Linked DNA regions of Homo sapiens: region 2 is linked to region 1. The links are chromatin loops, found by intact Hi-C in ENCODE. Cell type or tissue: dorsolateral prefrontal cortex. All regions are shown on one strand. Links, peaks and the distances in the headings refer to the core of each region. The heading gives the core; the rest is flanking DNA. Region 1 has its middle 150 kb from the start of CWH43. Region 2 has its middle 650 kb from the start of CWH43.

Region 1 (5,407 bases), core at 135-5,134:
ATTCCATTGCATTCCACTGGGGTTGATTCCATTCCGTTCCATTCCATTCCATTCCATTCCATTCCATTCCATTCCATTCCATACCCTTCGGGTTGATTCCTTTCCATTCCATTCCATTCTATACCATTCCACTTCATTCCGTTCCATTCCATTCGGGTTGATTCTGTTCCATTCCATGCCCTTTTATTCCATTCCATTCCATTCCATACCATTCCAAAAAGTTGATTGCATGTTATTCCATTCCATTCCATTCCATTCCTTTCCACTCGGGTTGATTCCACTCCATTCAATTCCGTTCCATTCCGTTCCGTTTCTTTCCGTTCCATTCCATTGCGTTTCATTCCATTGCATTCCACTAGGGTTGATTCCATTCCTTTGCATTCCATTCAATTCCATTCCATACCCTTCGGTTTGATTCCTTTCCATTCCATTCCATTCCATACCATTCCACTCCATTCCGCTCCATTCCATTCTGTTTGATTCCGTTCCATTCCATGCCCTTTTATTCCATTCCAATCCATTCCATTCCATACCATTCCACCAAAGTTGATTGCATGTTCCATTCCATTCCATTCCATTCCTTTCCATTCCATTCCATTCCATTCCATTCCATTCCATTCCATTCCATTCCATTCCATTCCATTCCATTCCTTTCCACTCGGGTTGTTTCCATTCCATTCAATTCCATTCCGTTCCGTTCCGTTCCATTCCCTTCCATTTCATTCCATTGCATTCCACTCGGGTTGATTCCATTCCTTTCCATTCCATTCCATTCCATATCATTCCACTCCATTCCGCTCCATTCTATTCGGGTTGATTCCGTTCTATTCCATCCCCCTTTATTCCATTCCATTCCATTCTATTCCATTCCATTCCATACCATTCCACCAAAGTTGATTGCATGTTATTCCATTCCATTCCATTCCATTTCATTCAATTCTATTCCATTCCATTCCTTTCCACTCGGGTTGATTCCATTCCATTCCATTCTGTTCCGTTCCATTCCATTCCATTCCATTCCATTTCATTCCATTGCATTCCACTCGGGTTGATTTCATTCCATTCCATTCCATTCCATTCCATTCCATTCCATTCCATTCCATTCCCTTCACGTTGATTCCTTTCCATTCCATTCCATTCCATACCATTCCACTCCATTCCATTCCATTCCATTCGGGTTGATTCCATTCCATTCCGGTCCGTTCCATTCCATTCCATACCATTCCACTAGGGTTGATTCCATGCCATTCCATTCCATTGCATTCCATTCCATTCCATTCCACTCGGGTTGATTCCATTCCATTCCATTCCATTCCATTCCATTCTATTCCATTCCATTCCATTCCACTCGGGTTGATTCCATTCCATTCCATTCCATTCCATTCCATTCCATTCCATTCCACTCCATTCCATTCCATTCCTCTCCGGTTATTCCATTCCATTCCACTCGGGTTGTTTCCATTCCATTCCATTCCATTTTATTCCATTCCATTCCGTTTCATTACATTCCATTCTATACCATTCCACTCGGGTTGATTCCATACCATTCTATTCCATTCCATTCCAGTAAATTCCATTCCATTCCATTCCACTCGGGTAGATTCCATTCCATTCCATTCCATTCCATTCCATTCCATTCCATTCCATTCCATTAGTTTCTAATCGGGTTGATTCCAATCCATTCCATTATATTCAAATCCTTTCCATTCCATGCCATTCCACTCGGTTTGTTTCCATTTTGTTGTATTCCATTCCATTCCATCCCATTCCATTCCATTCCATTTCATTCCATTCCACTCGGGTTGTTTCCATTCCGTTCCATTAGTTTCCATTCCATTCCTTTCCATTCCATTCCACTCATGGTGATTCCTTTCCTTTCCATTCTAATTCATTCCATTCCAGTTGATACCATTGCATTGCATTGTTTCCATTCCATTCCATTCCATTCCATTCCATTCCATTCCACTCGGTTTGATTCATTTCCATTCCATTCCTTTCCATTCCTCTCGTGTTGATTCCATTCCATTCCATGCCCTTTTATTCCATTCCATTCCATTCCATTCCATTCCATTCCATTCCATTCCATTCCATTCCATACCTTTCCACCAAAGTTGATTGCATGCTATTCCATTCCATTCCATTCCATTCCGTTCCGTTCCGTTCCGTTCCGTTCCGTTCCATTCCATTCCATTCCATTCCATTGCATTCCACTGGGGTTGATTCCATTCCATTCCATTCCATTCCATTCCATTCCATTCCATTCCATTCCATTCCATTCCATACCTTTCCACCAAAGTTGATTGCATGCTATTCCATTCCATTCCATTCCATTCCATTCCATTCCATTCCATTCCATTCCATTCCGTTCCTTTCCTCTTGGGTTGATTCCATTCCATTCAATTCCGTTCCATTCCGTTCCGTTCCGTTCCATTCCATTCCATTCCATTGCATTCCACTGGGGTTGATTCCATTCCATTCCATTCCATTCCATTCCATTCCATTCCATTCCATTCCATTCCATTCCCTTCGGGTTGATTCCTTTCCATTCCATTCCATTCTATACCATTCCACTTCATTCCGTTCCATTCCATTCGGGTTGATTCTGTTCCATTCCATGCCCTTTTATTCCATTCCATTCCATTCCATACCATTCCAAAAAGTTGATTGCATGTTATTCCATTCCATTCCATTCCATTCCTTTCCGCTCGGGTTGATTCCACTCCATTCAATTCCGTTCCATTCCGTTCCGTTCCTTTCCGTTCCATTCCATTGCGTTTCATTCCATTGCATTCCACTAGGGTTGATTCCATTCCTTTGCATTCCATTCAATTCCATTCCATACCCTTCGGTTTGATTCGTTTGCATTCCATTCCATTCCATACCATTCCACTCCATTCCGCTCCATTCCATTCTGTTTGATTCCGTTCCATTCCATGCCCTTTTATTCCATTCCAATCCATTCCATTCCATACCATTCCACCAAAGTTGATTGCATGTTCCATTCCATTCCATTCCATTCCTTTCCATTCCATTCCATTCCATTCCATTCCATTCCATTCCATTCCATTCCATTCCATTCCATTCCTTTCCACTCGGGTTGTTTCCATTCCATTCAATTCCATTCCGTTCCGTTCCGTTCCGTTCCATTCCCTTCCATTTCATTCCATTGCATTCCACTCGGGTTGATTCCATTCCTTTCCATTCCATTCCATTCCATATCATTCCACTCCATTCCGCTCCATTCTATTCGGGTTGATTCCGTTCTATTCCATCCCCCTTTATTCCATTCCATTCCATTCTATTCCATTCCATTCCATACCATTCCACCAAAGTTGATTGCATGTTATTCCATTCCATTCCATTCCATTTCATTCAATTCCATTCCATTCCATTCCTTTCCACTCGGGTTGATTCCATTCCATTCCATTCTGTTCCGTTCCATTCCATTCCATTCCATTCCATTTCATTCCATTGCATTCCACTCGGGTTGATTTCATTCCATTCCATTCCATTCCATTCCATTCCATTCCATTCCATTCCATTCCCTTCGCGTTGATTCCTTTCCATTCCATTCCATTCCATACCATTCCACTCCATTCCATTCCATTCCATTCGGGTTGATTCCATTCCATTCCGGTCCGTTCAATTCCATTCCATACCATTCCACTAGGGTTGATTCCATGCCATTCCATTCCATTGCATTCCATTCCATTCCATTCCACTCGGGTTGATTCCATTCCATTCCATTCTATTCCATTCCATTCTATTCCATTCCATTCCATTCCACTCGGGTTGATTCCATTCCATTCCATTCCATTCCATTCCATTCCATTCCACTCCATTCCATTCCATTCCTCTCCGGTTATTCCATTCCATTCCACTCGGGTTGTTTCCATTCCATTCCATTCCATTTTATTCCATTCCATTCCGTTTCATTACATTCCATTCTATACCATTCCACTCGGGTTGATTCCATACCATTCTATTCCATTCCATTCCAGTAAATTCCATTCCATTCCATTCCACTCGGGTAGATTCCATTCCATTCCATTCCATTCCATTCCATTCCATTCCATTCCATTCCATTCCATTAGTTTCTAATCGGGTTGATTCCAATCCATTCCATTATATTCAAATCCTTTCCATTCCATGCCATTCCACTCGGTTTGTTTCCATTTTGTTGTATTCCATTCCATTCCATCCCATTCCATTCCATTCCATTTCATTCCATTCCACTCGGGTTGTTTCCATTCCGTTCCATTAGTTTCCATTCCATTCCTTTCCATTCCATTCCACTCATGGTGATTCCTTTCCTTTCCATTCTAATTCATTCCATTCCAGTTGATACCATTGCATTGCATTGTTTCCATTCCATTCCATTCCATTCCATTCCATTCCATTCCATTCCACTCGGTTTGATTCATTTCCATTCCATTCCTTTCCATTCCTCTCGTGTTGATTCCATTCCATTCCATGCCCTTTTATTCCATTCCATTCCATTCCATTCCATTCCATTCCATTCCATTCCATTCCATACCTTTCCACCAAAGTTGATTGCATGCTATTCCATTTCATTCCATTCCATACCATTCCATTCCATTCCGTTCCTTTTATCTTGGGTTGATTCCATTCCATTCAATTCCTTTCCGTTCCGTTCCGTTCCATTCCATTCCATTCCATTCCATTCCATTGCATTCCACTGGGGTTGATTCCATTCCATTCCATTCCATTCCATTCCATTCCATTCCATACCCTTCGGGTTGATTCCTTTCCAATCCATTCCATTCTATACCATTCCACTTCATTCCGTTCCATTCCTTTCGGGTTGATTCTGTTCCATTCCATGCCCTTTTATTCCATTCCATTCCATTCCATACCATTCCACCAAAGTTGATTGCATGTTATTCCATTCCATTCCATTCCATTCCATTCCTTTCCACTCGGGTTGATTCCACTCCATTCAATTCCGTTCCGTTCCGTTCCTTTCCGTTCCATTCCATTGCGTTTCATTCCATTGCATTCCACTAGGGTTGATTCCATTCCTTTCCATTCCATTCCATTCCATTCCATACCCTTCGGTTTGATTCCTTTCCATTCCATTCCATTCCATACCATTCCACTCCATTCCGCTCCATTCCATTCGGTTTAATTCCGTTCCATTCCATGCCCTTTTATTCCATTCCATTCCATTCCATTCCATACCATTCCACCAAAGTTGATTGCATGTTCCATTCCATTCCATTCCATTCCATTCCATTCCATTCCATTCCATTCCATTCCATTCCATTCAATTCCATTCCATTCCATTCCATTCCTTTCCACTCGGGTTGTTTCCATTCCATTCAATTCCATTCCGTTCCGTTCCGTTCCGTTCCAGTCCATTCCATTTCATTCCATTGCATTCCAC
Region 2 (5,407 bases), core at 323-5,322, 490 kb after region 1:
GCCGGGCGCAGTGGCTCATGCCTGTAATCCCAGCACTTTGGGAGGCCAAGGCGGGCGGATGATAGGGTCAGGAGATTGAGTCCATCTTGGCTAACACGGTGAAACCCCGTCTCTACTAAAAATACAAAAAACAAAAATAAGACGGGCGTGAAGGCGGGCGCCTGTAGTCCCAGCTACTTGGGAGGCTGAGGCAGGAGAATGGCGTGAACCCAGGAGGCGGAGCTTGCAGTGAGCCAAGATCGCGTCACTGCACTCCAGCCTGGGAAACAGAGTGAGACTCCATTTAAAAAAAAAAAACCTATGGAATACAGTAAAAACAGTACTACAGTACTAAGAGGTAAGTTTATAGAAAAAATCACCTACATCAAAAAAAGTAGAAAAGCTTCAAATAAACAACCTAATAATGCATCTTAAATAATTAGAAAAGCAAGAACAAACCAAAACCAAAATTAGTAGAAGGAAACATAGCAAAGGTTGGAGCAGAAATAAATGAAATTGAAATTTAGCAATATAAAATATCAATGAAATGAAAAGTTAATATTTTTAAAAGACCAACAAAATCAATAAACATTTAACCAGACTAAGAAAAAAGAGAGAAGATTCCAATACATAAAACCAGAGATTGAAAAGGAGACACTATAACTGATACTGTGGAAATTCAAAGAATCATTAGAAACTATTATGACTGACTATATTCCAATAAATTGAAAAACCTGGAAGAAATGGCTGGGCACCGTGGCTCATGCCTGTAATCCCAACACTTTGGGAAGCCAAGGCAGGTGATCACCTGAGGTCAGGAGTTCAAGACCAGCCTGGCCAACATGGTGAAACCCCATCTCTACTACAAATACAAAAATTAGCCAGGTATGTTGGCATGCACCTGTACTTCCAGCTACTCCAGAGGCTGAGGCAGGAAAATCACTTGAACCTGGGAGGCAGAGGCTGTAGTGAGCTGAGATTGTACCACGAAGCAGCCTGGGTGACAGAGCAAGATTCCATCTCAAAAAAATAAACCTAGAAGAAATGGATAAATGAAATTGAAGCCATAATAAAACATCTCCTAGCAAAGAAAAGCCTGGATTCAATGGCTTCACTGGCTTCATGGATTAATTTTACCAAACATTGAAGGCAGAATTACTATCAATCCTACCCAAACTATCCCAAAAAACAGAGAAGGCTGTAGTATTTCCAAACACATCCTATGAAAAAGACAATTCATCACGTCTAAGTGAGATTTATCCCGATGATGCCAACATGGTTCAACATATGCAAATCACTCAATGTGACACATCATATCAACAGAATGAAGGACAAAAACCATATGATAATTTCAATAGATACAGAAAAGCATTTAATAAAATTCAACATCCCTGTGATAAAAAGAAACCCTCAAAAAAAAACTAGATATAGAAGGAACATAACACAACACAATAAAAACCAAATGCATCAGACCCACAGCCAGTATCATCCTGAACAGGGAAAAGCTGAAAGCCTTTCTTCTAAGTTATGGAACAAGACAAGAATGTCCACTTCCAACACTGTTACTCAACACAGTACAGGAAGTCCTAGCTAGAGCAATTCAGACAAGAGAAAAACAATAAAAGGGATGCACATTGGAAAGAAGTAAAATTATTAATGTTTTATTGTTTGCAGATGACTTGATCTTATATTTGGAAAAACGTAAGGACTCCACCAAAAAACTATTAGAACTAATCAACAAATTCACAGTCACAACATAAAAAATCAAGCTACAAAAGTGAGTAGCATTTCTAAATGAAAAAAATGAACAATCTAAAGAAGAAAATCAAGAATGTAATCCCATTTACAATAGCGACAAATAAAATAAAATAACTGGGAATAAACATAACAGAAGAAGTGAAAGATCTCTACAATGAAAAGTATAAAATATCGATGCAAAAAATTAAAGAGGACACAAAAAAACTAGAAAGATTGTCCATGTTCATTTATTGGAAGAGTAAATATTATTAAAATACCCATACTTCACAAAGCAATCTACAGATTCAATGCAATCCTTATTGAAATACTAATAACACACTTCAGAGAAATGGAAACAAAATCCTAAAATTTATAGGAAACCATAAGAATGGAATGGAACGGAATGGAATCAACCCGAATGGAAAGGATTGGAATGGAAAGGAATGGAATGGAATTCAATGGAATGGAATCAAATGGAAAGGAATGGAATGGATGGAATGGAATGGAATGGAATGGAATGGAATTGAATGGAATGGATTGGAATGGAATGGAATGGAATCAACCCGAGAGGAATGGATTGGAATGGAATGGAGTTATCCCGAGTGGAATGGAATGGAATGGAATCATCCGAGTAGAATGGAATGGAAGGGAATGCAATGGCATGGAATGGAATAGAATTAACCCGAGTGGCAAGGAATGGAATGGAATGAAATAGAATTGAACAGAATGGAATCAACCCGATTGAAATGGAATGGAATGGAATGGAATGGAATGGAATGGAATGGTAGGGAATGGAATAGAATGGAATGGAATCAACTCGAGTGGAAAGGAATGGAATGGAAAAGAATGGAATGTAATAGAAAAGAATGGAATGCAATGGAATGCAATGGCATGGAATGAAGTCAACCCGAGTGGAAAGGAATGGAATGGAATGGAATGGAACGGAATCAACCTGAGTGGAATGGAATGGAATGGAATGAATGGAATGGAATTTATTGGAAACTAATGGAATGGAAAGGAAACAAACCGAGTGGAATGGAATGCAATGAATTTCAATGGAATGGAATGGAATGGAATGGAATGGAATGGAAGGGAATGGAATGGAATGGAATGCAATTCAACGTAATAGAAACAAACCAAGTGGAATGGAATGGAATGGAAAAGACTGGAATGAAATGGAATGGATTGGAATCAATCCGATTCCAATGCAACGGAATAGAATTGAATGGAATGGAATGGAAGGGAATGGAATGGAATGGAAGGGAATGGAATGGAATGGAAAGGAATGGAATGAACTGGAATGCAATGGAATGGAATGGAATGGAATTTAATTGAACGGAATGGAATAGAATGGAATGGAATGAAATCAACCCGAGTGGAGTGCAATGGAAGGGAATGGAAATGAATGGAATGGAATGGAATGGAACGGAATGGAATGAACACGAGTGTAAGGGAATGGAATGGAACGGAATAGAATGGAATAGAATGGAATCAACCCGAGTGGAGTGCAATGGAAGGGAATGGAAATGAATGGAATGGAATGGAACGGAATGGAATGGAATGAACACGAGTGTAAGGGAATGGAATGGAACGGAATAGAATGGAAAGGAACGGGAAAGAATGGAATGGAATGGAATGAACACGAGTGGAATGGAATGGAGAGGAATGGAATGGAATTGAATTGAATGGAATGGAATGGAGTGGAATGGAATGGAATGGAATGGAATGAAATGGAATGGAATGGAACGGAATCAACCCAAATGGAATGGAATGGAATGGAATGGAATGGAATGGAATGGAATGGAATGGAAAGGAATGGAATGGAATCAACACGAGTGGAATGGAATGGAATGGAAAGGAACGGAATGCAATGGAATGGAATGTTATGGAATCCACCCGAGTGGAATGGTATGGAATGGAATGGAATGGAAAGGAATAAAATGGATTGGAATGGAATGGTATCAAACCGAGTGGAATGGAATGGAATGGAATGGAATGGAATGGAATCAACCGGAGTGGAACGGAATGGAATGGAATGGAATGGAATGGAATGGAATCAACCCGATTGGAATGGAAAGGAATAGAATGGAATGGAATGGAATGGAATGCAATGGAATCAACTGTAATGGAATAGAATGGAATGGAACGGAAAGAATGGAATCAACATGAATGGAATGGAAAAGAATGGAATGGAATGGAAAAGAAATGAATGGAATGGAAACAACCCGAGTGTAATAGAATGAAAAGGAATGGAATGGAATGGAATGGAAAGCAATGGAATTCAAAGGAATGGAATTAACTCGAGTGGAATAGAATGGAATGGACTGGAATGGAATGGAATGGATTGGAATAGAAAGAAATTCAACGGAATGGAATCAACCAGAATGGAATGGAATGGAATGGAATGGAATGGAATGGAATGGAATGCAGTGGAATGGTATGGAAAGGAATGGAATGGAAAGGAATCAACCCGAAGGGAATGGAATGGAATGGAATGGAATGGAATGGAATGGAATGGAATGGAATGGAATCAACCCGAGTGGAATGCAATGGAATGAAATGGAATGGAATGGAATGGAACGGAACAGAACGGAACTGAATGGAATGGAATCAACACAAGTGGAAAGGAACGGAATGGAATGGAATGGAATGGAATGGAAGGGAATGGAATAGCATGCAATCAATTTGGTGGAATGGTATGGAATGGAATGGAATGGAATGGAATAAAAGGGAATGGAATGGAATGGAATCAAGCCGAGATGAATGGAATGGAATGGAATGGAATGGAATGGAACGGAATGGAATGGAATGGAATGGAATGGAAATGAATAAAACCGAGTGGAATGGAATGGAATGGAATGGAATGGAAACAATGCAATGCAATGGTATCAACTGGAATGGAAAGAATTGGAATGGAAAGGAATGGAATCACCCTGAGTGGAATGGAATGGAAAGCAATGAAATGGAATGGAAACTAATAGAAAGGAATGGAAACAACCCGAGTGGAATGGAATGTAATGGAATGTAATGGAATGGAATGGAATGGAATGCAATGGAATGGAATGCAATGGAATGGAATGGAATGGAATGGAATGCAATGGAATGGAAAGGAATGGAATGGAATACAACAAAATGGAAACAACCTGAGTGGAATGGCATGGAATGGAAAGGACTTGAATATAATGGAATGGATTGGAATCAACCCGATTAGAAACTAATGGAAAGGAGTGGAATGGAATGGAATGGAATGGAATGGAATGGAATGGAATCTACCCGAGTGGAATGGAATGGAATGGAATTTAATGGAATGGAATGGAATGGAATTTAATGGAATGGAATGGAATGGAATGGAATGGAATCAACCCGAGTGGAATGGAATGGAATGGAAAGGAATGAATGGAATTGAATGGAATGGAATTGAATGGAATGGAACGGAACGGAACGGAATGGAATGGAATGGAGTGGAATGGAATGGAATGGAATGGAATGGAACGGAATTAACTGCAGTGGAATAGAATGTAAAGGAATGCAGTGGAATGGAATGGAACGGAATGGAATGGAATGGAATCAACCCGAGTGGAATGGAATGGAATGGAATGCAATGGAATGGAATGGTATGGAATCAACCCTAGTGGAATGATATGGAATGGAATGGAACGGAATGGAACGGAATGGATTCAACCCGAATGGA

What was found. Hi-C counts contacts between places; a loop is a spot of excess contacts. Peaks named below come from ENCODE experiments on the same cell type or tissue, not always from the same donor. Only the 100,000 strongest peaks of a DNase experiment are listed, where the experiment ranks them.
Region 2: it touches region 1 in a loop (1.0-fold over the local background); 1 of 110 quality-filtered maps calls a loop at or near these places.

The regions. Positions count from the first base shown.
Region 1 is chr4:49,138,395-49,143,801 of GRCh38, forward strand. No RefSeq gene overlaps it. Among named protein-coding and RNA genes, the nearest start is that of CWH43, 150 kb to the left of the region's middle. RefSeq lists enhancers at 1-294, 355-929, 930-1,503, 2,078-2,651, 2,652-3,225 and 3 more. In dorsolateral prefrontal cortex, for the core only: no CTCF peak of the experiment used is centred there; a DNase peak (open chromatin) is centred at 2,187.
Region 2 is chr4:49,629,196-49,634,602 of GRCh38, forward strand. No RefSeq gene overlaps it. Among named protein-coding and RNA genes, the nearest start is that of CWH43, 650 kb to the left of the region's middle. RefSeq lists enhancers at 1,974-2,952, 2,953-3,930, 3,931-4,908, 4,909-5,407. In dorsolateral prefrontal cortex, for the core only: no CTCF peak of the experiment used is centred there; no DNase peak of the experiment used is centred there.